Linked DNA regions of Homo sapiens: regions 2, 3, 4, 5 and 6 are each linked to region 1. Evidence: read pairs that join two places in POLR2A ChIA-PET (ENCODE). Cell type or tissue: HepG2. All regions are shown on one strand. Region 1 overlaps SEPTIN9 (septin 9). Region 2 overlaps SEPTIN9 (septin 9). Region 3 overlaps SEPTIN9 (septin 9). Region 4 overlaps SEPTIN9 (septin 9). Region 5 overlaps SEPTIN9 (septin 9). Region 6 overlaps SEPTIN9 (septin 9).

Region 1 (4,000 bases):
TCATATTTGAAAAAGCTGAGAAATGCCTGCTCTGTAACCTGTTAGCTGCTGTCATGATCATGATTGTCATTGACAGGAGGATGGAGAAGGCTGGGGTTACGCCATTGCTAGGACGTTCCAGAAGCCTCCATGATCTTCCCTTACTGTGGTCAGAGCATGGTGCAGGGTCTCTCCCCCAGCCCCTCAGCACTGGAGCCAGCTGCACTGTACCCGCCCTGGCTCTCTAGGTTCTGAGTTTTGGGACTCCCTTTGCATACTAGGTCACATGGAACTTGCCGTCATTCCCAGGCTCCCCTGGAAACTCTCTGTGGGTGGCAGCGGCAGGAGGACTTACCCGAGGCCGATGAGCCACAGAAGCGGGACTGAGGTTGCGTCACACCCCTACTGGCACCTGGGAATTACTCTGGAGATTCTTTTTTTATTTTTTATTTTTTTGAGATGGAGTCTTGCTCTGTTGCCCAGGCTGGAGTGCAGTGGCACGATCTCGGTTCACTGCAACCTCTGCCTCCCAGGTTCAAGCAATTCTCATGCCTCAGCCTCCTGAGTAGCTGGGATTACAGGCATGTGCCACCGTGCCCAGCTAATTTTTGTATTTTTTAGTAGAGATGGGGTTTTACCATACTGGCCAGGCTGGTCTCGAACTCCGGACCTCAGGTGATCCACCCGCCTCAGCCTCCCAAAGTGCTGGGATCACAGGCATGAGCCACCGTGCCCAGCCACTCTGGAGTTTCTCTGTGGCTTTCAGGAGATTCCTGAAGGGGCACCAGCCACGATTAAAAAGCTCTATGCTGTCGTGACTTCTGAGTCCTGGGCAGGGAGGGAGGCTGCACCCACACAGGAAGCAGCTTCTGCCGTGATTCAGTGTGCTGGCTCGCCGTGGTGGACAGGGCTGCACCCTCACCCAGCGCCCCGGGAGCTGACTTACGGGAAGGGCAAGGAATTGCACCCTCAGAGAACACTTCCCCAGTCAGCTAACCCGGTGACAGGCGAGCGTGGGAAGGGCACAAGCACAGGGTTTCTTCCTCTTCTCCCCCAGCCCCGTCTCCGCGCCTGTTCTCGCTGCCTCTTGCCTCCTCACGTCCAAGCTTGTCTGCTCTGGCGCATTCAGGGGACCTGGACTGGAGAGAAAAAGCCACCTCGTACGGTTAGTCTGTGGCTCTGTCTGACTTGTGTCCTCCGCCGAGGCCCCTCAGTTGTGAGACAGCTGGCTGAGCCTAAGTCCTGGGGCCAGCCCTCTCCCTAGTCTGTTGCAAAGGTAGAAAGGCATGCCCAGGCAGGGGCCACCTGCCCTGCCCGCTCACGCCAGACCGCAGGCACTTGCCCGTCAGATCTCCCCGGCCTGCCCAGAGGGATTCTGATAGCCGAGGGCAATGCACCTGGCAGCGGAGCATTGCGTTTGCGACAGTCCACCTTCTTCCTGGAACCACCCCCCACAAGTGTGACCAGCTCAAGCCAGGACAGGTACAGGGGGACCCAGGATTGCCACTTAGGGGCAGTGGTCTGGAATCCAGGTCCAGGTGACATGGGAGCCAACCCTCTGCTTGGAGATCCCAGGTGGGTGTTTGCAGAGGACATCTCACTTGAGGACCCATGGAAGGGGACACTTCCCACCCCCTACCTGGTCCTTGGGCTGCCCTCCTCTGACACTCTCCTGCCATCCCAGGCAGCCCTGACAGCCCCATGTGACTGGGACCTAGAGGTGGCCCCTGTTTCCGCCCCAGTGTTTGTCCACAGGCAGTGTTGCGTGGGCTCTGAAGTTTGCCTAAGATGGACCTGATAAGGGGAGTTCAGTACACATCAGTGCAGGCCCGGCCAGGGGGTGATGATGGCAGTTCCTGGGCAGATCCAGCTGGCTTTAGGGTAGGAGGGGCTCCAGAGAGAGGCTCCAGGCCCCTAGGGGTGTGAACCTTTGGGGTGAGGCGGGAAGTGACGCGCTGGGTTCCTGCGCCTCTGTTTGTTGGAGCTATTACCTTGGAAACATCCCAGCTCTAGGCGGTTGCCAGGGATTTATGGGGATCAGTGGGTGCCAATCCCTGGGTGAAGCCCTCGGGGCTTGTACACAGCACACAGCGCTGTGGCCCCATGGCTCACTTTGCTGTGTGAAGTGGCTCAGTCTCCGGGAGAGTCCTTAGCCAGGCAGGCCTGACGGCAACTGCCAGGTCATGGTGATCTGGAATCGCTGACCAAAGGGAGTCAGTCCTGGTGGGTGGAGGGACTTGGTGGGCAGCCATCGTGATGCCAGGCATGGGGATCGTGTGTCACCCAGGCCTGTGGGTGCCGAGCTTCTGTGGGAGCAGTGAAGTGCCCCCGTGGCCGATGGGCTGGTCACCCCTGCCCCTTTCCTGATGTGACAGTTGTGCCTGGGCCCCGGGAAATTTGCCAGGAGGCCTGGCATTGGCCTGCTCTACTGGAGCGGCCCTGCTGAGCTGTGAGCTGCCCGTCTCCCTGAGGTTCCTAGCCCATTTCAACTCTCCATGTGGATTTGGTCATTCATTCCAGAAGCGTCTGCCGGGCGCTGCTGAGTGTCAGGTTCTGTTTGCCTCCTCTCCTGTACGCTGGAGGCTCTGGGCACCAGCTCTGCAGGGTGGCCTGGCCTTGGGTCTCCAGGGTAGAGCATGGCACTCTCTGCTCCCAGCCCAGTTTCTCTCTGCTTTATCTCCCTGACCCCACCCTGGGCATGGGCCCATTTGCAGCCCCTGTGAAGGGAGACATTGAGCTGTTGCTGGCAGAGGAGGGGCGGCTCCTGGGCACTGCTTGCCAATGGCCTCTCGGCAGCTCTGTGACAGCTGAGCTTTGTTCCCAGCCTAATCTGACCTGGTTCTCCAAAGCATGACTGTTGGCAGCCTGAAAACCTCCAGGACAGGAAACAGGAGTGGCGCAGGGAATGTAAGATGATCCCAGCTTCAAGTCACTGGGCGGCCCTTAGACCCAGGCTGCCTGCTGTCTCTGGCAGGAACTCAAGTCGCTGGTCATCCTCAGAGCGGTGTTGGCCCGGGGCCTTCAGTGGCCTTTGTGTCTGGGTGAGAGGAACCCTGGATGGCCACTCTGCCCTGAGTGTGTGGGTCCCCAGAAGTGCTGGGTTAGGGGGCACGGAGGGCCAGAAAGTCCCCTTTGGAGCGCTGGACTCTCTCGCTGACTCCTACCCCACCCCGGCCTGGGGTTTCAGAGAAGGGGTCCAGGCAGGAGTGTCATCTTTTCTCAATGGGGATGTGGCTTCAGTCTCTGTCCAGGTGGGTGCATTGCTCTCTTTCCGGCTCCTCCCAGGCTGCTTAAATGACCTGTGACGAGGCCTGCGCCATGGCCGGGGCCCTCTGCTTTTCCCAGCGCTGCACCTGGGAACCAGGGGTTGGGCCCCGGAAGCCGAGGATGTCCCTGAATGCCATGCCTGGGCACCTGTCCTGGCCAGGCGAGGCGTGTTGGGGCAGCGGCTGAGATGGGAGCAGCAGCATTGCCTGCCAGGTTTGAGATGGGCCCCGGGTGAGTGTGGTTACCAGGAAGGGCTGGGCAGAGCAGGCGGGTGGGCCGCCCCTGGGGCCTTGTTCCGCAGATCAACCTGATCCGCACCCTGGGGCCGGGGCTTCCTTTCACAGCCTTCCCATGAACTATGGCTCCTGTTTCCATCCCAAATCAGATCCCAGAAGAGGAATAATGTCCATGTAACCCAAGCCAGTTGGAAGTGGGTTACATCCAACCCCTGTCATCTTCCAGCTTGTTAAGGACTTGACTAACTCAACCCAGAGGGATTTGGAGGGTTGTCTGCAAAACCCACTAATAACAGGGAACTTTAGCTCTGTAGCCACAGGGTCTACAGAGGTGTCGGGCTGTCGGGTTATTGCTGGGAGGTGAGCCGGTGGCGTAGACACCATGGAGGCACCGGTAGTGGAAGAGCTGCAAGTGCACACAGAGGCCGGCACCGAGGGGCGGGGAGGAGGAGGTGGTGGATTTCTCGCCAGTGTTGGCATCATGTTGCCTCCAGCATCAGAGACCCAAGGTGTGGCTG
Region 2 (4,000 bases), 110 kb after region 1:
AGGCTCCGCTCAGCTTCACTGCGCCTATTTTTAAGCCTTTCCTTTTGGACGGTTTTGCTTCCTGAGAACACACCCCTCCCCATCACCCCAACTGTGTCCTCCTCCCTATCCGGAGCCTGCTCCACCTGCCCCAGGAGCCACCTCCCTCCTCCACCAAGCAGCCCAGGCCAATTCTGGAGGGCTAATTTGTGTCCCTCCAGAAGCAGGTCCTGAGACAGGGATTTCAGTGGGAGGGGACACCAGGGGATGCCTGAGTGTGGGAATGGGCCAGGCAGGGAATCCAGCCAATAAAGGGTGCCTCACCAGCTCATTGTGACCACAGGTGGCTGCCCAGCCCCCATACCGGGCAGCATGGGGAGACTGCAGACCGTGCCCCCAGCCTTGTCCCACCTGGGGTTGGGTAAGGGAGCTGGGGTTTTTATACTTCAGTTCTTGGCCAAGGACTGCACTGCTCACTCCTTCCAGCCTTCCGAGGGCTTGGGCACTAGGAAAGGCTCTGGGTGGAGACACGGAAATAGGCCATGTGAAGTCAGTGGGCGTGATTGGTAGCAGTAAGGCCAGGACAGCCTTGGTCACCAGCAAGGTGACCACACATTTCAGCATGCACAGCCCCCACAGACACACACCCAGGAGATGGTAATTACACCAGCAACAGTCACCCCTGCCGCGTGCCATGCCTGCACCCAGGGAATCTTATTTTTTATTTATTTATTTATTTTTATTTGAGATGGAGTTGCGCTCTTGTTGCCCAGGATAGAGTGCAATGGCACAATCTCGGCTCACCACAACCTCCGCCTCCTGGGTTCAAGCTATTCTGCCTCAGCCTCCCGAGTAGCTGGGATTACAGGCATGCACCACCACGCCTGACTATTTTTGTATTTTTAGTAGAGATGGGGTTTCTCCATTTTGGTCAGGCTGGTCTCGAACTCCTGACCTCAGGTGATCCACCCACCTCAGCCTCCCAAAGTGTTAGGATTACAGGCATGAGCCACCGCGCCTGGCCTCAGGGGCACCTTATTACCCCATCACCTCCTACAGCAGGTGACACTGAGGACACTGAGGCTCAGAGTAGACTGTGGTTATGTCACTCTCCTGTTTGGTTCTCCTGCTCTCAGCCCTGAAATAAAGAGCACGGTCCCTGTGCAGGCCCATACGTCCTGTCTCCAGCCCTGGAGCAGTCCTTAAGCTCCTTGAAGGCACACCAGGCCTTTGGGCCTCGTCCCCCAAGTCCTGGATAAATAGGAGGTGAAGGAGCCTTTGCAACTGGACCCCACTCTGCCAGCGCCAAGGCCCTGCCTGACTACCCACCCCACCCTACACAGATCAGGGACCTGTGCCAAGGTCCAGTGTCACAGGAGAGTGAAGACAAGGAGGTGCCCATGGCGTACATGCTGCTGGACTCACTCTGTAGATCCTAAGGGTTATGGGGAGTTATCTGCCAGGTGAGGTTTTCCCGTGGCTTTTTCCTGCAGGCTCAGGGTAGCATACAGGGAGGTGCTTCCCTACTCCTTGGCACCATCTGTCCGGCTTCCCTGAGCCCTGACCCTGGCTCCTAGATAGCCAGTGTTTCTTCAGGGACAGAACCTGCTTTGCTGCTGCTCAGAGGAGACCCAGTTTGACCAGGGCTAGCGTTCCTGGAACCTGAGCCTGGAATTCCACCCTGCCCTGGGCAGAGGCCACGTTGCTCCCTCCTACGAGAGCTGAGCTGCGCATGAGATTATTCTGACCTTGGGCTCTACCATTTCTTTGCATGACATTTGTCCCAGGCTGGAGCAGGGCTCTGTGGCTCGCTTGGTGTTCCCTCCCCAGACTGAGGCCTGATATGTACACCAGGAAGTGCTTGATCTGGTTTCAGGAGCTGGGAGCGGTTTGCCAGGCAGCCTGTGGTCAGAGCAGGGGCCTTAACAATGGTCCCTTGTGCGGCACATTCCTCTCTAAATAGGCCCAGGTCCAGGCTGCTCCTGTTTCGACCCCGCCATGGGCCTGGAGGGGAAAGTTTGCATCTGGAGGGTGGCCCACTGTGGCCTCTTTTTGTGTAGCAGCTGAGACCGTAGGTGCTTGAGAATAGGAGAAGCCCTGTGCCCATCCTGGGCTGTGAGATGTTTTTCCAGAGGTGGGGATGGGGATGGGCCAGCATGCAGTTACCCACACCCTCCAGCTTGTTGGCATCAAGGTCTGTGTATGTGTGTGTTTTTTTTTTTTTAATTTTGTTTTTCCAACATGGAGTCTTGCCATTTGCCCAGGCTGGTCTCGGACTCCTGGCTCAAGCGATCCTCTAGCCTCAGGTTCCCAAAGTGCTGGGATTATAGGTGTGAGCCACCATGCCCAGCCAGTACCAAGGTGTGTTTTTTAAGAGCAATATTGGCCGGGTGCAGTGGCTCACGCCTGTAATCGCAGCACTTTGGGAGGCCGAGGCAGGCGGATCATGAGGTCAGCAGATTGAGACCATCCTGGCTAACACGGTGAAATCGTGTCTCTACTAAAAATACAAAAAAATTAGCCAGACGTGGTGGCCGGGCACCTGTAGTCCCAGCTACTCGGGAGGCTGAGGCAGGAGAATGGCGTGAACCTGGGAGGTGGAGCTTGCGGTGAGCCGAGATTGCGCCACTGCACTCCAGTCTGGGCGACAGAGCGAGACTGTCTCAAAAAAAAAAAAAAAAAAGAACAATATCGATGGTTTTATTCCCTGAACATGCTAAGTGATCCCCATGTAGTATAAGCATCTCAGAAGGCAGGAAAATGTAATGAACAACACCCACCGCCATTCATTCCATCCAGAGATCGTTATTTTCTGCCCGGGTGTGAGTGTGTGTGTGCGTGCAAACTGCACATGTGTGTATGAAATGGAATTAGGATCTTTGTATACATCTTGTGTCCTGCTATTTTTACTTAATATTCTCGGCATTTCTCATCTTCAAAAATGTGATTTTAATGATGGTGCAGGCCTTTGACATATGGGTTTAGAAAATCTGCGGAAACCCGGACTGTTTCCAGGTTTTGTCAGTTTAATGCTGATGCAAATGTCCTCGTACGTAAATCTTTCTGTACTTCTGATTATTTCCTTGGGATAAATTCCCAGAAGTGGGCCAAAGCACATGAACGGTCTTCAGGCTTTTGGAGCAAGTTGAGATCGGTGGGGATTGGAGAAGGGACCCAGGGAGGCTTTTGGGAGCTTGCGAGATTGGAGTCTGGCTTTAGGGGACTTGAATTCACAGATGAAGGAGATGGCTGGCAAAGGTGGGAACCTCCTGCTCTATGGGTGGGGGGGTGACACTGCTTTACCTTCCAGTGACAGCATGGGGATCCTCCCAACATGACCTGGCTCCGCATCTTTCTGACACTGTGCACGGTCCACAGTTGTGATGCTCAGCTGGGAGCCTCTTCTGTGTCCTTCAGTTGCATTAACTCCTTGCAGACAGAGGAGGAAGCTGTCCGGTGCTCCTCCCTGCTGCGTGGGTCCTTTGAATCTGCCCAGTTGGGCCTGTGGATCTGTGCAGTCACGTACGGGGTTCTAAAATCTGCAAAATGACAAGCTCACGAACACTCTCGCTTCTGTGGGTGAATGTGGATACCCCTTGGCTGCGTCTCCCTCCACAGGGAAGATGGAGACGTGTAAAGTGACAAGGACCTGCTACCCCTGGGCAGGTTATGCCGGTTCCACTGTGAGGATGGTGGCAGGGGGCTTCCCAGGAGGCCTGCACATTGGGAAGAGAGGGGCGACCGTGTGTGACTGCAGGACCCAGGGCGCAGTCTTAGGACTCTGATGGGGGAGGAGATGCTGGGGAGCCCTGTTCTGCCAGCCTGGTGACAGACATCTCCTAATGTTTCCCGGCTGGGTACAACTCACAATGTCCTCCGTGGGGAGGCAATTGCCCATGAGGCATCCCTGGCAGGGATGATCTTGTTTCATTGCCACATATCCCAGCAATGAAACAAGAATCTAGAGTGATGTGATTCCTCCGATGACTTCTCCAACCATCTGGGGTTTTTGTGCGACTCC
Region 3 (4,000 bases), 68 kb after region 1:
ATTTTTTTGTAGAGACGAGGGCCCAGGCTGGTCTCAAACTCCTGCGCTCAGGCAATGAGACTTTGCCTCCCAAAACACTGGGATTAGAGACATGAGCTGCTGTGCCCAGCCTACCTCTGTCTTATAAAGACACCTGTCATTGGATTTAGGGCCCACTCTGATTCAATATGCCCTCAAATAACCCAATTACATCTTCAAAGACCCTATGTCCATATAAAGTCACATTCATAGGTACTGGGGGGTCAGGACTTGCATATGTCTTTTGGGGGAACACAATTCAACCCACAATGGGTCTCACCCACAGAACGAACGGCCTCTCCAGGGTGTGCGCAGGTGGGTGAGGGGCCCAGGAGAGGGACCTGCGTGGCAAGAGGGCTTGTGTTCACGTCAGAGATTCCAGAAGGAGACTGGATGGGGTGGCTGCATGGAGCAAGGGGCTACAGCCACTGTCTCCAAGTAGTTGGTGGGTTGTCTGGTAGAAAGGGAGCATTTATTTTGAGTTCCCCCAAGATATGAAGCTAGTACCAGGTACCTGGAAGGTGCTAGCGAGTAGAGCTTGACTCTTTACAGAAAGAGGTGTTTTTCTCACAATGTTCACTTGAGGACGGTGGAACAGGCTATTTCACAAGGTAGTGAGTTCCCCATGCCTGGAAGCATTCAAGCAGGGGCCATGTGGGAGTTGTTCAGGAGTGCATAGAAGGGACCTCAGAGGTCCCTGCCAATACCATCTTTGCTTGTCTTATTTTACGACAACTTGAATTTCAGAATGTAATGTTATTGGGGATATGTCTACTAGAGGGGCCTCCAGCATCAGGCCCCACACACTATGCATCATTTTTAGGGCAGGGAATGAGAGCAGGCTCCATTCTTTTTGGTTGTCTGTGAGGACCAGGAGGCTTGCTGCTGAGGCAGCTTCCTGTGGAAACAGTGTCTCAGCCCCGCAATCCATTCATCGGAGCTCCAACATCTTAATGAAACACTGTGTCAGATGGGTTCTGGGCATGTGTGTGCAGATTGTCACAAGTCCATGAGAATGCACACACGCACATTGCATGTGTGTGCACACATGTATGCACACATGCACAAGAACACGAAGACCCGAGGCAGGTATAGTCCGTGAGACAGATCCCTCTAGGCTGAAAGACTCCCCACAAGGGTCCCTAGAACAAGGCTCCAGCCTCGGCAGTCCCTCCCACTTCTGGTGGGAGGATCTCCACAGAGAAGAAGGGTCAAGAAGCACAGCTCTTGATGCTCACGGTGTACCAAGCTCTGCTTTAAGCTTGTGTCTTATTTTTTACTTATTTAGCAAATCTGTCGCTCTTGTTTTGTGCCAGATGCTGTTCTCAGCACTTTACAAATATTGATGCATGTTTGTTTCATGACAACCCTGTGAAGTAGGTAGTGTTACCCCGTTTTATAGATGAGGAAACAGGCGTAGAGGGATAAAGGGACTTGCCCAAGGTCTGTCTCTACCTTACACGCACATGAACGCTCACTCATGCGGCAGGCGCTAGTTTCCCTCTGATGTGAGTCAGGCCTTGAGCTGGTTGGGGTCTGGGTCCCACTTTGGTTGTGTTTTGCTGTGGGCACCAAGGAAGCTTCTAGCAGCCTCATCTCCCTGGTATGACCTAGCTCCAGGGACTGGATTTCCCCAAATGCTCCTGCCCAGCCTGGAGCCTCCTTTCCAGCTGGGGGAGGGCTGAACGACCCCTCACTCTTGGAGGCTGCCGGAGCCCCTCCTGCCTGCATGCGGCCGCTGCCGGGTGGACAGGCCTGCTTGTGGGTTGAGGCTCCCAGCAGCTGGGGTGGATCATTTCTCCTCCCAAGAAGCTTTGGGAGAAGCAGCTGAGGGGGCCAGCGTCCTCCTGAGGCCAATTCCCTGCCTCCCCCAGCGCAGGCGCGAAGCCATCTTTGCTTGTGTGTTTGCCACAGACAGTGGAGGGCGGTGCAATCGTGACGCCTGCTTGTTGCACTTTGCGTCCTTGAGGACGTTGACCCCTGGCCGGTGCTGGGCGCTTGCTCTTCAGTCATCTTGCCCTGACCTGGCGTGGCAGGCCCGAGCACTGCTCTTTTACAAGGAAACAGGCTCAGAGGCCTTGAGTCACTTGCCCGGGCTCCCCCAGCCAATAATTGGCTGAGCCAGGATTTCCATCCAGCTCTGTGACTCCAGAAGTCCAAGTTCTTCCCATCACGTCAGGGCCAGGAAAGGATTAGAATGCTTTTCTACGTGCCGATTATTTGGATGATCTGTGCAGCTTAGCTCGTTGTAGTTGCTCAATAAAAATGTGGAATGAATGGGCCTATATGTCCCATTGTGTGACTCAGAGCCAATGACTCTGGCTGATCCTCCTGTTTTCATTCCGTGGCCCAGCATCTCCCTTTGGGGTGTGTGACCTTGGAAGCAGTGACTCTCTCCATCCCACCTTGAATGGTGTCTGCGCCGCAGCAGGGGAGCAGCTGGGGATTGCCAGCGCCTGTTGCTGGTGGGCTGTGCGCCAGATCCCGTCTTGGATGTGTGGGTGATTGTCAGCCACATGTGTGTGAAGGGCTGTGCGTGTAGGATTTGTGCAAATGTGCCCCTCCCTGCTGCCAGCCCATGGGAGGCTGTCAAGATTCTGCCCCTGCACATTAGCCCACACTCTCTTTGTGGCCCACTGCTGTGGCTGTTCCCTTGTGTCACGTGGCTGCAGGCACAGCCCCCAAGTGGATGGGGATCGTGGGCTGAATGTGCATCAGATGCTCCTGCTTCTTGGTGGGTGGAGACCCTCAACCCATGCACCGTGGCTGCCGCATCTGAAAGGCCTTCCATGGTGAAGGACTTGGACCTGAGCAACCCTCCGCAGAGGTCTTAGAAGTGCTCCCTGGCCGGGCGCGGTGGCTCACACCTGTAATCCCAGCACTTTGGGAGGCCGAGGTGGGCGGATCACAAGGTCAGGAGATCGAGACCATCCTGGCTAACACGGTGAAACCCCGTCTCTACTAAAAATACAAAAAATTAGCCGGGCGTGGTGGCGGGTGCCTGTAGTCCCAGCTACTCGGGAGGCTGAGGCAGGAGAATGGCGTGAACCCAGGAGGCGGAGCTTGCAGTGAGCCGAGATCGCGTCACTGCACTCCAGCCTGGGCGACAGAGCGAGACTCCGTCTCAAAAAAAAAAAAAAAATGAAGTGCTCCCAGCTCTTCCTCCTGTGGTGAGGTTCTGAGTTTCCATCCTCAGAAGAAAACCTGGCTGGGGAGGGCATCTCTAGACCCGGACATAAACGCCAGGAGACCAGGGCTGCCCTCTCAGGTGACCAATCACAGAGACTCAGGGAAAGTCACGTTTGGAAGAGGCGACACTGTGTCTCAGCCTCATTCATTTCTCCATCCTACAGACACTGCCTGGTGCCCAGCCCGCACCGCGAGGCTTCCTAAGCAGCTCTGGGCACCGTGCACCTGGCATGGCCTCCAGCCCCATCTCCCTGCCTTGGGAGACCCGGTGGGGACTCCGGGCTGAGCTCCTGTGGCTGTGGAACCTTGGTGGTTTATTGTGGTGGCTGAGAACAGGGACGTGGGGTTGGACGGGTTGAGTGTAACTCCCAGTGGCTCCGTGAACTGCCTGGGAGCCTTGGGCAGCTCTTTCTCACTCTGTGCCTCCGCTTCCTGATGGAAAAATGGGGGCCAGGGGGGAGCGACCTTGAAGGTATTCGTGGGAACCAAGCGAGGTGATAAATGTAGTGTCCTTGGTAGAGAACTGGACACAGAGTCCACCCCCATGAAGGGGGCTGCTCCTCCTCCTTCTATGTTTCCTCTTGTTCTTATTTCTCCTCTTGTATCTTCTCTTCCTGCTTTCCCTCCCCCTCCCCTCCCCCCCCACATGCAGGCACACTCCATTTGGTGCCCCAACTGCCTTTCTCCATTGTCCTTCTGTAAGTGGTTCTCTAAGTGGGAACTCAGGCCTGGAAAGGGTGGGCACCCTGTCTGGTGGGCTCTGGCAGGCCAGGCGCTGAGCAGCCTCAGGAGA
Region 4 (4,000 bases), 88 kb after region 1:
TGCCCCTTCTCCCGGACAGTGCCTTCTCCAGGGCTCACCCAGGAGGGTGCAGCGGTGGCCCCCGGGGCGGTGGTCGTGGTGGGGGTGTTAGCTGCAGGGGTGCCCTCGGTGGGTGGGAGTTGGTGGCCTCTCGCTGGTGCCATGGGACTCGCATGTTCGCCCTGCGCCCCTCGGCTCTTGAGCCCACAGGCCGGGATCCTGCCTGCCAGCCGCGTGCGCTGCCGTTTAACCCTTGCAGGCGCAGAGCGCGCGGCGGCGGTGACAGAGAACTTTGTTTGGCTGCCCAAATACAGCCTCCTGCAGAAGGACCCTGCGCCCGGGGAAGGGGAGGAATCTCTTCCCCTCTGGGCGCCCGCCCTCCTCGCCATGGCCCGGCCTCCACATCCGCCCACATCTGGCCGCAGCGGGGCGCCCGGGGGGAGGGGCTGAGGCCGCGTCTCTCGCCGTCCCCTGGGCGCGGGCCAGGCGGGGAGGAGGGGGGCGCTCCGGTCGTGTGCCCAGGACTGTCCCCCAGCGGCCACTCGGGCCCCAGCCCCCCAGGCCTGGCCTTGACAGGCGGGCGGAGCAGCCAGTGCGAGACAGGGAGGCCGGTGCGGGTGCGGGAACCTGATCCGCCCGGGAGGCGGGGGCGGGGCGGGGGCGCAGCGCGCGGGGAGGGGCCGGCGCCCGCCTTCCTCCCCCATTCATTCAGCTGAGCCAGGGGGCCTAGGGGCTCCTCCGGCGGCTAGCTCTGCACTGCAGGAGCGCGGGCGCGGCGCCCCAGCCAGCGCGCAGGGCCCGGGCCCCGCCGGGGGCGCTTCCTCGCCGCTGCCCTCCGCGCGACCCGCTGCCCACCAGCCATCATGTCGGACCCCGCGGTCAACGCGCAGCTGGATGGGATCATTTCGGACTTCGAAGGTGGGTGCTGGGCTGGCTGCTGCGGCCGCGGACGTGCTGGAGAGGACCCTGCGGGTGGGCCTGGCGCGGGACGGGGGTGCGCTGAGGGGAGACGGGAGTGCGCTGAGGGGAGACGGGACCCCTAATCCAGGCGCCCTCCCGCTGAGAGCGCCGCGCGCCCCCGGCCCCGTGCCCGCGCCGCCTACGTGGGGGACCCTGTTAGGGGCACCCGCGTAGACCCTGCGCGCCCTCACAGGACCCTGTGCTCGTTCTGCGCACTGCCGCCTGGGTTTCCTTCCTTTTATTGTTGTTTGTGTTTGCCAAGCGACAGCGACCTCCTCGAGGGCTCGCGAGGCTGCCTCGGAACTCTCCAGGACGCACAGTTTCACTCTGGGAAATCCATCGGTCCCCTCCCTTTGGCTCTCCCCGGCGGCTCTCGGGCCCCGCTTGGACCCGGCAACGGGATAGGGAGGTCGTTCCTCACCTCCGACTGAGTGGACAGCCGCGTCCTGCTCGGGTGGACAGCCCTCCCCTCCCCCACGCCAGTTTCGGGGCCGCCAAGTTGTGCAGCCCGTGGGCCGGGAGCACCGAACGGACACAGCCCAGGTCGTGGCAGGGTCTAGAGTGGGATGTCCCATGGCCCCCATCCAGGCCTGGGGATATCCTCATCCGCCTCCCAGAATCGGGCCGTGGGGGACAGAAGGGGCCTGCGTGCGGGCAGGGAGAGTATTTTGGCTCTCTCCTGTCTTCGGGGTTTACAAAGTGTGTTGGGACTTGCGGGGCTGCTCTGTCCAAGCCTGGGTCTGGCGTCCGCGTCTCTGAGCCTGTGAGTGCGTGCGCTTTCCTGCGTCCTCTTGACTGCCGGTGCTGGGGCTCTGCGTCCTGCGTCCGCGGGAGTAAATACAGCAGGCGAAGGGGAAGCTCACACAATGGTCTCCAGCGCTCTGGGGCAGGGCTTCTGAGGGGCGGGCCTGCCTCTGCCGGGACCTGGAGCCCCCGCCCCTCGGAGAGGCTCCTAGGCTGACTTGGGCAGAGCCCTCTGGTGGGCCGGGAGGGGGAAAGGCTGTGTTGAAATGAGCAAACTGTCCAGGTGTCAGGCCAAGCTGGGAGGTGACCAGCCTGAGGTCCTCCCCGCTCCATGGCCAGAACCAGGGCTGACATCTGGGTGTCCTGAGCCCAGCTGCCCACACGGCCCACCTGGGGTCAGCCCTATCTGAGTGGGGGAGGCGGGGCCTCCTGGGGGACCAGAACTTTGGCTGGACGCCAAGCAGAGTGCCAGTGGCTGTTCTTCAGGGCTGGGCCTGAGGAGGGTGTGGGGCGGCGAAGGGACGGGAGGGGGTTGTGATCCAGTGGCCACTGGCGCTGTGCAGAGTGTGAGCTGGAAACATCGTAGTTACTTTGTCAGCTTAGTGGTGAAAGCCCTTTTTCAGGCTCTATCCCTTTGCATCCCTGCTTCCCAGAGGGAGGGGAGGTCTGGGTCTGCAGAGCTGGGAGGGCTTGCTGTTCCCGCCCCCCTCCCCCACAACACCTCCTCATCTGGACATCTTTGGGCACATGCTCATACTGGGGTCTCCCTAGGTCCACTGTGTTCCGTTGAGCCTCCTGCAGTCCCCGAGTGAATGTGACCTCCCTGCCCCTGCCTCTTTGCAACTCCTCCCTGCGACCGCTCCTCCAGGGGCCTTCCTTGTCCCAAATGTCCAAGTGGCACGACTTAGCCGGTCTGACCACTTTCCAGTAAGCCCTTATGGAGAGAGGCCCTGTGTTGTGCAGAGCTCTCCTCCTGCCTGCGGGATCGAGGTCTCTGCTCTCAGTTCCTAACAGAAAGTGTCGGGCCCCCAGTGGGATTTCTGGGGAAGAACTCTCGTGTCTCAACGGGAGCCCTGTGGCGGGAGGGGAGGCCAGGGTTTGGGGTTGTGTTCGTTGTACAGCTGTCACCATTTGCACTATGAAAGTTGTTAGTGCCCCTTCCTTGGGTCTCTGGGTGTAACTCCACCCTTGCCCCCATGTGCCTCCATCTGGAGCTGCTTCTGCGGCTGTCTCCCAAGCCAGTTTTGTGACCCTGTAATTTAGTCCAAGACAATGGGCTCATTGAGACCATCCTGGTGCAGCAGTTGGCAATCCTTTGGCTCTGGGGGAAGGTTTCTCAGTCTCGGGGAGTGGGGCCTCAATCTGCTGGTTCCCTGTGTTTATCAGTCTCCCCCTTGTGTGTCCTGAATGGTTTTGCTGGGAATTCTGGTCTTAGAGCCATCAGGTGGCCCGAGTCGATAGGCGTGAGAGAGTGTGTGTGTGCATGAGTGCGCATGTGCATGGGGGCTGACCTGGGGTATGGAAAGGTGGCCCTCCCTGGTGCCCAAGGAGCCTGGAGTATAGTTGGAGGGTGTGGGGGTGTGTATATGGGAGTTGGACAACCTTGGGTGGACAGACAGACGTGGGGAAGGGATGATTGAAGGAGGTGGAGGAGAGAGTGTGATTCAGCCCAGCCAGGGGTGATGTGGACAGGCAGCTTCCGAATCAGGGTAGAGAAAAGTCACCACTAGCTAGCAGGGGAGAAGTCAGTATGGAGGAGGCGGACCTTGAGGGAGAGTAGGAATTGGATTGCAAGAGGAAGGAGAGCCTTCTGGCCAGCAGCAGCCAGCAGCAGTGGGGGAGGCTGGAATGAGCTGGCTGGAGAGGGGGCTGGGGCATAAGGAGGGGCCTGCCTGTGAAGATCATATGGGCCAGGCTGCGGAGGGCCAGGCATGCCCGCCGGGAGTGCAGCTGGTCCACGGGAAGCATCTGGAGTGGCTGGGAATGGGCGCAGGAGCAGCGCCGTGGGAGCACAGGTCTCTTTCCCGGGGCGGCTCACCTGGTGTCTTGGTTCCTGCAAGGTAGGCCGAAAGGGTGGGGAGGAAACTGCCAGCTCCTTACAGCGCTGGGATGGTGGCCCCAGGGTTCCTGAGGCCAGCGGATGTGGGTGCCTGTCACCATGTGGGTTGCTGAGGGGCGGAGACTCCAGGGGCCACCCCAAAGCAGGACGAGCTCTGAGCCACGGCATCTCTGGGGGCAGTTTTCCAATCGAGCAGACGTCTAGGCCTGGAATCCTGTAACAGAGGCCACAGGGCCCTGATCAGGGTGTTCTGGGAGG
Region 5 (4,000 bases), 140 kb after region 1:
GTGGGGTTCCCTTGTGCCTCAGTACTCATGTGGGCCCAAAGGAGCTGGAAGGAGGGAGGTTAGAGCCACCCATGGGTTCAGAAGCTGATAAGCAGGTTATTGACTCTGAATTTGCCTCATCGTATGTAAATTGGGGACAAATTTGGGGATTTAATGATATAATGTAAGAAGCAGACATGTCACAGCCCTGGTTATACAGTCAGTGTATAATAAGTGGTAAGCCGTCAGAGGAGGCAGCCGGTGAGAATGGGAGCATCTCAGCAGCCCTCCGCCCCCTGCTCCTGGTTGCAGATGTACCTGTTCTTGGCTATTTGTGCCCCAGCTCCGTGTCCTCCGGTGTGTGTGAGGCCAAGCTCCTGGGGTGGGGACTTGGGGGTGTGTCTGCAGCTCCTGAGGCCAAGACCAAGGCTGAGGCCGAGGCTGAGGCTGAGGCCACCTTGGTGAGGAGGAAATTGCAGGTGGAGAAGCTCGTTGACCGTGACCTTGATCTGACCGTAATTTTGATGGTGCCGATGCCGTCAGCACGCAGGCCTCCTGCCCTCGCCACGACTGGCTCCTGCAGCCCACCTGGCTGAGAGGTGTGCTGGCTCTCGCAGGTTGCAAAATGGGGACATCACCGTCCGCCTGGGCTACAGCGTGCTCGCCGATTGCATTTGGGGAGGGACTGAGGGCTGATTGTGTTGTGGGGATGTTGGCAGAGAATCAGAGAGGGCATCCAAAAAGGCCAACAGTTCGGTGGGGAGAGGAGGCGCAAGGCTGGTTCCTGTTTTCTGGGCTTTGATCGAAAGGGAACAGGGGACACATCTGGGGACAGTCTCCTTCCTGGAGGAAGAAGGGCTTAGGGTGCTGGTGTGGAGTTTGCACAGATGGGGATAATGAGCTGGAGGGTGCTGGGCAGGAGCTGGCCAGTAATAGGCTGACGAGGGAGGCCCTGCTGGCTGGGCCTGGTTTTCAAGTGAGCATCCTGAGCTGCGGGGACCCAGGGGGTCTTAGAGACCTCAGAGCTGAGACTCGGGACCACAGAGGGGTGGGCTGTGCTCAGGGCAACACAGCGGATGGGGCAGATGTTGCGAAACCTGTCTCTCTGCCTCTCTTTCTCCTGCTACAGAACTGGATCCTCCCAGCTCATGGCTGTCAAATCCTTTAGATGCTTCTGGGTTCCATGGGCGCCTTACACTGGCTTCCCTGTAGGACAGCAGACCCTGGGGGTTGGCTCTGATGGTATTCACCATGGGGTACCCCATGCAAGCACAGTGCTTTCACGCCCAGCCTCCCAGCCTGTGGAGTAGGCCTGTGTCTGGCCAGCCTCACTTTGTGGCCAGAGGAGGGAGACAGTGGTTCTGGAGACAGGAGCTGGCCTGGGGCTGCCCTCCCAGCCCCTGTTCTCCCAGCTCATCTCCTTGCCTTGCGGGTGCTGGCCACCCTCCCCCCGCCAGCTCCATCCCCAGCTTTCTCTGCCCGAGCCGTGACCTGTCAGTAGGGGGCAGTGGAGGCCTTGAAAGTCCTTGGAGAGGACTTTGAAGCAGTTTTTACAAATCTGTCCCTGGAAAGTCTCTCCTGTCACACCCCCAGCGGCTCCCTCCCTCCTAACATTTTTCCTGGGGTTGTCATGCAGCGGGGGGTGGAGGAACCCACTAGGCCGTGGATAGAGCAGAGCCATGTTGACACAAACCCTGGCTGAACCCACATGCTCCCTACAGCCAGCGGCCGATCACTGGAACCAGGGAAGTGACCTCATAGCAAGGGCCCGCAGAGCAGCCATCACGCATTCCCGATCTTGGTTTCTGGACCCAGCTCTGGAAAAGAAGCCAGATCCTAGCCACTTGGAGCTGCCTAGGGAAGACCCCAGCCTGGTGCCGGCTGACAGCTCACTGGAACTTTTCATCTGCTTGGCCAGGTGATGCCAAGGGGCAGAGGTTAGAAGTGCTAAGAAGCAGGCCGAGGGTGGTGGCTCACGCATGTAATCCCAACACTTTGGGAGGCCAAGGCGGGTGAATCCCTTAAGGTCAGGAGTTCAAGACCAGGCTGGTCAACATGGCGAAACCCCATCTCTACTGAAAATACAAAAATTAGCCAGGTATGGTGGTGCACGCTTGTAATCCCAGCTACTCTGGAGGCTGAGGCAGGAGAATCTCTTGAACCCGGGAGGCAGAGGTTGCAGTGAGCCGAGACTGTGCTACTGCACTCCAGCCTGGGCAACAGAGCAATACTCCGTATCAAAAAAAAAAAAAAGAAGAAGAACAAGAAGTGCTAAGAAGCATCTGTCTTCCTGATTGAAAAGCAATCTTTGCTGGGCGTGGTGGCTCACGCCTGTAATCCCAGCTTTGGGAGGCTGCGGTGGGAGAGTCGCTTGAGGCCAGGCGTTCGAGACCAGTCTGGGCAACAGAGGTGCTAGGGGTAGTGGCGCTTGCCTGTAGTCCCAGCTCCTCAGGAGGCTCAGGTAGGAGGATTGCTTGAGTTAGGAGTTTGAGGCTGCAGTGAGCTATGACCACACCACTGTACTCCAGCTCCTGGGTGACAGGATGAGACCCTGTCTCAAAAAACAAAACACAAACAAAAAACCAACGTTTATCTTTTGTGATTTTAAAAATCACACCTACTTGTGACAAAATAATTAAATTAGAAAATGTAAAGGAAATGATCAATAATAATTGCGTCCTCCAGACAAACACTGTTAACATGTTCACGTTTCCTTCTAGTCTTTTTCTACATAGACACTCAATACTTATTAATTTGTTTTGAACTAAAGATGGTTTTCTCTGCTTTGTATGAGAACCACCTCAGCCAGGCACGGTGGTTCACGTCTATAATCCCAGAAAGCTGAGGCAGGCAGATTGCTTGAGCCCACGAGTTTGAGACCAGCCTGGGCAACATGGCGAAACTCCATCTCTACAAAAAAACACAAAAATTAGCCTGGTGTGGTGGCACATGCCTGTGCTCCCAGCTCCTCAGGAGGCTGAGGCAGGAGAATAGCTTGAGCCCGGGAGGTAGAGGTTGCAGTGAGCCAAGATCGTGCCACTGCATTCCAGCCTAGGCAACGGGAGTGAAATGCTGTCTCAAAAAAAAAAAAAAAAAAAAAAAAGTTGCCACGTTGTCACCTCTCTCAGGGATTTTCATCCTTTCTACTTTTCGCCCAAGACTTGCCCTGTAAAAGGATGAGGCCAAATAGCCATGGGAGGGTGGTACTGGATGTTCAAAAAAATGTTTCGTGGCTGGCGGGACTTAGAAACAGGTTGGGGAGGTTTCAGCAGAGGGTGGACCCCAGCTGGGGGTGGGGGGCAGCAGGGGGGCCCCTCACATGCTCTCTCTGCGTGTTTCATGGGGCTGCCTGTGAGGCCGTGTGAACCAGAGCCCGGCTGGGAAGCCACATGCTACCTGGACTCTGACCTTTCCTGGCAGCATGACCTTAGCCAATACGCTCAACTATGTTCCCCTCTGTAAAATGGGCTAATAGAAATGTCCACTCGAGACATGATGAGAAACAAAGGTGTTCATAGAGCAAAGTGCTTAGAACGGTCCTGGCATGACAGGAGCCCACATGTCAGTGCTGCCGTTGGCATCGTCATCATCACGGCGGCATTGGCTGCTTTGTTTCTCCCTTGTCCCTGTCACCTTCTTCCCTCAGCAGGCTCTCATTCACTTGTTCATTTATTCATGGCCGAGGCCCCGTCTGTGTCAGGCCTGGTGCTGAGAACGGGGGTAGAGAGATGGGGGCTGTGCCCTGCTCCCTGACCCAAGGGTTCCCTTTGCAATGTGAAGTTCTTGGAGACTGGACCCTCAGGCTGTTCCACCAGCCCCTCCTCAGGCCAGCTTAACCCTTCCGTGCTCGTTTTCTGAGCTGTTAGAGGAAGAGAGCGGGAGGAAGGATGGAGTGGGGTTTTTGTGGGGACTGAGCGGGGGGTGTGTGAGGCCCTGGAAATGGTGCCTGCGGCACTCACGCAGCATTAGCTTTTGCTGCAGTTGCTGTTTGGAGAATATTCTTGGATTTCAGGACACTGAT
Region 6 (4,000 bases), 170 kb after region 1:
GTGGCGGGGAGCTCGATCTCCACGCGGGGACCAGATTTTCGGCCTCAAAATAGAAGAATAGGGCTTTGTGTGGTCACAGCTATCTCTTTGTAAATATTTGGCCAACTAAGCTGAGTGGCTAAGTTCTCCTGCTGCCCGGAGCTTCTTGGAACATGTTTCCTTTTCGCAAGGGGTTTCCCTGGCTTCCAGGAGGGCCAGGAAGAAATTCGAATTGGCCACCGCTTTCTCTAAAATCACTCCGCTCAAGTTATCACCCCTCTGGGCTCCCGAAGACCGGCTGGCTGGAGGCTGGAGATAGTCTCAATGCTCGAAATGCCGTAACCGAAGCTCCCCGCGGCGCCGGCACTGGGATCCAGGGAGCTGCTGCTACAGCGCAGCTCTGGATTCCTGGATGTGTTGGATATGTGCAGGGCGTTCCTGGGAGGAGCGGGGAGGGAGGGTGCTGCTGGCGGGGCTGGTCTGCGTGTGCTTTGCTTCTCTACAATGGCATGCTGCGTGTCGGCCATGCAGAGGCATGTCAGTGAGCAGGGGCTGAGGGATCTCCCTAACGGACCTGCTTTCAGAGGGTCTTTTCATGCTGGGAGAACCCCAGAGACTAAATCATGCAGCCAACGGGGTGGTCCCCGGCCTCAAAGCAGGGAGGGGCGAGGAGCTTTGTAGGCAATGCCATCTGCTCCTGAAACGCCGTCCCAGTGACTCTGGGGACTGACTCAGCCTCCAGCCTGCTGCACTTCATCCCTGGCCCCTCTCTCTTTGCTTTTTCATGTGAAATCTGCTGTGTTTTGGTCAGAGGTTTGGGGAACAGCTCTCTGCTCATCTAAGATAAGTTTGTAATTCCTTTCCTGGAGAAAAATATGCCACCCGGAAGCAGGTTGAGCAGTGGTTTTCTGGCAGGTCTGTTCGGGGCTGTGGAGACAGCACCTGCTGGATCAGGATGGAGTTGGAATTTGGTTTGGATCCCACATGAGAAAACCCGTTGGAAGAGGAGGAAGCAGAAAAAGGCCCCATTCCCTAATAATGCTGTGGGTTTTCCTCCTCCATTCATTGCCACCTTGCCTTGAAACTTAATGGGGCCACGTGTGTTTCCATGAATGTCATTCTCTTTGGCCAACTCCCCCGGCAGCCCCAGGAGCTCCTTTTCAGGAAAAGGAAGAAGGTGTTTGCTTAGCATCTAGTATACGAGTCCTTGTTGGAAAGGTGGGATTCTTGTTTCTCCTTGGGTCTCTTTTAGGCTGAGATGTGGTCAAGGAAGGCCTGTGGTGTGGCTCGCCTTTTTTAATGCTCGTCTCTGGAGACCTGAGTTGCTGCTGACTCCCAGCTTGCCCCTTCTGTCCCCTGGCCATTTCTGTGTCGGGGTGGCTGAGACACTATTGCATTGGCCACTTTGTGTTCCCACTAGCCCCCGCCCCTGTAGGCTGTCATTGTGATGGTGATGGGGCCAATTCAGCTGCGGTGGGGAGGACCCACTGTGTGCGCCTGGGGGGTGGCGTGGGGCACTCTGGGATGAGAAGATGCGACTTCTGCCCTGAGAGCCCTGCTTTAATGGAAGGCGGGGGCATAGTTGCAGGCAGAAGCCATCAAGCACTGTGGTCAGACCAGCATTCCATGTCAAAAATGGCCTTGTTGGCCGGGCGCAGTGGCTCATGCCTGTAATCCCAACACTTCAGGAGGCCAAGGCAGGCAGATCACCTGAGGTCAAGAGTTCGAGACCAGCCTGGCCAACATGGTGAAACCCTGTCTCTACTAAAAATACTGGCTAATCCGGGCATGGTGGCGCGTGCCTGTAATGGCAGCTACTCGGGAGGCTGAGACAGGAGAATCACTTGAACCTGGGAGGTGGAGGTTGCAGTGAGCTGAGATTGTGCTACTGCACTCCAGTCTGGGCAACAAGAGTGAAACTCTGTCTCAAAAAAAAAAAAAAAAAGCCTTATCTGGGCCTGGGATCTGTCCTCCGAACACTGGGTCCACTGTGCTCCACAAGGACTTTCACCCCGGAAGCCCTAGACCCACTTGGGCAACCAGAGTCTCTGGGTTGACCACTCCCCAGCCCTGGCCAGCCTCCTGGGCCACCGTATTCTCCCAACTTCCTGTTGTGCCACGGCTGGTCCAAGCTGCTCTTATCAGACAATGCGAGGCACTTCCACAGGAGGGGACAACCCCGTCCTTAGGAGCCCCTTCTCCCTGCCCCCAGGCCTGGTGCAGTGTGTGGCTTCCCTGCCGGTGTCAAAGGTCTCAAGGCCCCTTTAAGAAGCCTGTCACCACCACCAGCAGCTTCCGTTATCTGGTTCTTCTGTACATGTAAGCCTTTCCCATACACCCCGGATGTTTAGGGCTTCCGCCCTCTCTCCCTGGCCGGGAGTGTGGGAAGAGGGCTTTATTTCAATGCTTGAGAGTAGGGTCAATGGCCAGGGTAAGCTGTGGGGGCTCCTCCCCGCCGGCCCCTCTCTGCAGCCCTCACCTTAACACAGAGCATCGATACCACCTGGGCTTTGGGAAGACCTGGAGGCTGACCACCCTGGAGGCTCCCAGCGTCCCACAGCCACTCTTTGGGGAAGAGGCTTCCTGAGGGACTTGTGGCCCTTGGCTGGGACTCTAGTCCCAGAGTTCTGCCTTCCGGCGCCGAGCTTTGATTTGTTTATTGAGTGCCAGCCCGGTTCCCGGACAGGTAGGGACCTGTTCCCGGAGCTCAGCAGAGCCTTGGGAAGCTTTCCCAGGAGGGCTCCCGAGGGTGGCGGCCATGCCCAGTCCGCTGTACGTGTGAGTTTGTTTGATGAGGAATTGGCTGGGAAGGCGCGGGTCTAATTACAGGCCCATGAGGGTCCCTCTCGCCCCCACCCAGGAAGCAGCGGAGATCCTGGCACACTCAGCACCTGGGCCTGTGCCTGCCCAGCTGCTGGTGGAATCATGGGAGCCTTGCTCCGGGGCCTGTAGAGCAGCAGTGGGAACCTTCCCCACCTCAGCCCCTCCCAGAGTTGGCTGTTCAAACTCGCCGCCGCTCAGCCTCTTCCTCCTCTCTTTCATCAACCCTGGGAATCGCACACTGCCCACCCCACCGGGCCCCGGAGCGGGTGCAGGAAGAGAGAGCTTAACACCCAGAGGTCTGGGCCTTCTGCAGGCGCCTGAGCTGCTGTGGCCTGAGCTGGGTTCCCTGCTGGAACCATCACAGTAGACCTAATGATCTGCCTGCAGGAGTTGCTTCATCCCAGCCGACTCCGGGGCTGCGGGAAGGGGCTGGGCCTTGGTTTTGCTGGGGGTGGGGGGTCAGTGCAAAGGGCCTGAAAAGTGGCAGAGGTGATGGCCCATCTGTCCTCCCCCTGGCCGGCCGGCCTAAACGCGATTGGCTCTCTTTCTTTTTTTTTTTTCCCTCCCTTTTCCCTATAAATAACACTAAATGCGATTTGTCAATGCATTCATTTGGGTTCAGTAGTTGGACCATGGGCAGAAGCACTCCAGATTTGTCACTTTCCCTAAGCTAAGGGTGGGGAACACCCTCTGTGAGATCTTGGCTCCTGAGCGCCCAAGACTGCTCTTGGAACCCCAACTCTGGGTCGGTCTCAGGGGACTGACGTTGATGGAGTTGCTGACATTGACCTCCGGCCTCTGCATGGCCTTCAGGAAGGGGGCCCTTCGCTCTCTGTCCCGTCGAGCCTGGCTGGCAGCACTCCCTTCTCAGGCCTGTGCCCCCGGCAGGGCCTGCTGCCCCCGCCCTGCTCTGTGGGTGCCAGGCTCCAAGCACCAGGTGACTCGGTCACTGAATGGTCACTGAACAGTCATCCTTGCTGGTGTCCCCAGTGGAATGTGCATGGACGTCCTCCCTCCCCCAGATCCTTGTCTTTTATCTCTCAGCCTTTGTTCCAGGGGCCACCACAGGACCAGGAGGTACGCAGACGTGGGTGGCACATCCACTGGGCAGATTCAGCCCTGAACCTGCACGCCCCCTCCAAGGGGGCCCCCAGCGGGCGGGGTTGATGGTGCCGTCTCTCTCTCTGTCACTAGAACG

What was found. ChIA-PET counts read pairs that join two places held together with the same protein. Peaks named below come from ENCODE experiments on the same cell type or tissue, not always from the same donor. Only the 100,000 strongest peaks of a DNase experiment are listed, where the experiment ranks them.
Region 2: POLR2A ChIA-PET joins it to region 1 with 12 read pairs; 3 of 35 experiments call an interaction of 5 or more read pairs at or near these places.
Region 3: POLR2A ChIA-PET joins it to region 1 with 16 read pairs; 6 of 35 experiments call an interaction of 5 or more read pairs at or near these places.
Region 4: POLR2A ChIA-PET joins it to region 1 with 17 read pairs; 4 of 35 experiments call an interaction of 5 or more read pairs at or near these places.
Region 5: POLR2A ChIA-PET joins it to region 1 with 12 read pairs; 5 of 35 experiments call an interaction of 5 or more read pairs at or near these places.
Region 6: POLR2A ChIA-PET joins it to region 1 with 110 read pairs; 2 of 35 experiments call an interaction of 5 or more read pairs at or near these places.

Annotation. Positions count from the first base shown.
Region 1 is chr17:77,284,981-77,288,980 of GRCh38, forward strand. All of the region lies in intron 1 of SEPTIN9 (septin 9), which reads left to right. Among named protein-coding and RNA genes, the nearest start is that of SEPTIN9-DT, 5.1 kb to the left of the region's middle. RefSeq lists enhancers at 468-1,032, 835-2,034, 1,033-1,595. In HepG2, no CTCF peak of the experiment used is centred here; DNase peaks (open chromatin) are centred at 1,371, 1,791, 2,831, 3,991 and 2 weaker places; H3K4me3 peaks cover 2,301 bases.
Region 2 is chr17:77,392,883-77,396,882 of GRCh38, forward strand. The region is part of intron 2 of SEPTIN9 (septin 9); the gene reads left to right. Among named protein-coding and RNA genes, the nearest start is that of MIR4316, 2.2 kb to the right of the region's middle. RefSeq lists enhancers at 1-185, 186-915. In HepG2, no CTCF peak of the experiment used is centred here; a DNase peak (open chromatin) is centred at 1,819; H3K4me3 peaks cover 271 bases.
Region 3 is chr17:77,352,838-77,356,837 of GRCh38, forward strand. All of the region lies in intron 2 of SEPTIN9 (septin 9), which reads left to right. Among named protein-coding and RNA genes, the nearest start is that of MIR4316, 42 kb to the right of the region's middle. RefSeq lists enhancers at 1,355-1,424, 3,686-4,000. In HepG2, a CTCF peak has its summit at 1,887; a DNase peak (open chromatin) is centred at 1,984; H3K4me3 peaks cover 930 bases.
Region 4 is chr17:77,372,656-77,376,655 of GRCh38, forward strand. All of the region lies in intron 2 of SEPTIN9 (septin 9), which reads left to right. Among named protein-coding and RNA genes, the nearest start is that of MIR4316, 22 kb to the right of the region's middle. RefSeq lists a silencer at 294-793 and enhancers at 2,982-3,671, 3,774-3,833. In HepG2, CTCF peaks have their summits at 482 and 1,916 (motif pointing left); DNase peaks (open chromatin) are centred at 456 and 1,846; H3K4me3 peaks cover 3,151 bases.
Region 5 is chr17:77,428,773-77,432,772 of GRCh38, forward strand. All of the region lies in intron 3 of SEPTIN9 (septin 9), which reads left to right. LOC112268199 (a long non-coding RNA gene) reads right to left here. Exons shown (of 2, transcript XR_002958141.2): 2 at 1-2,530. Among named protein-coding and RNA genes, the nearest start is that of MIR4316, 34 kb to the left of the region's middle. In HepG2, a CTCF peak has its summit at 1,465 (motif pointing right); a DNase peak (open chromatin) is centred at 1,589.
Region 6 is chr17:77,451,699-77,455,698 of GRCh38, forward strand. All of the region lies in intron 3 of SEPTIN9 (septin 9), which reads left to right. Among named protein-coding and RNA genes, the nearest start is that of MIR4316, 57 kb to the left of the region's middle. RefSeq lists enhancers at 32-331, 859-1,766, 2,001-2,340, 2,674-3,580, 3,581-4,000. In HepG2, no CTCF peak of the experiment used is centred here; DNase peaks (open chromatin) are centred at 83, 443, 2,023 and 3,063; H3K4me3 peaks cover 3,756 bases.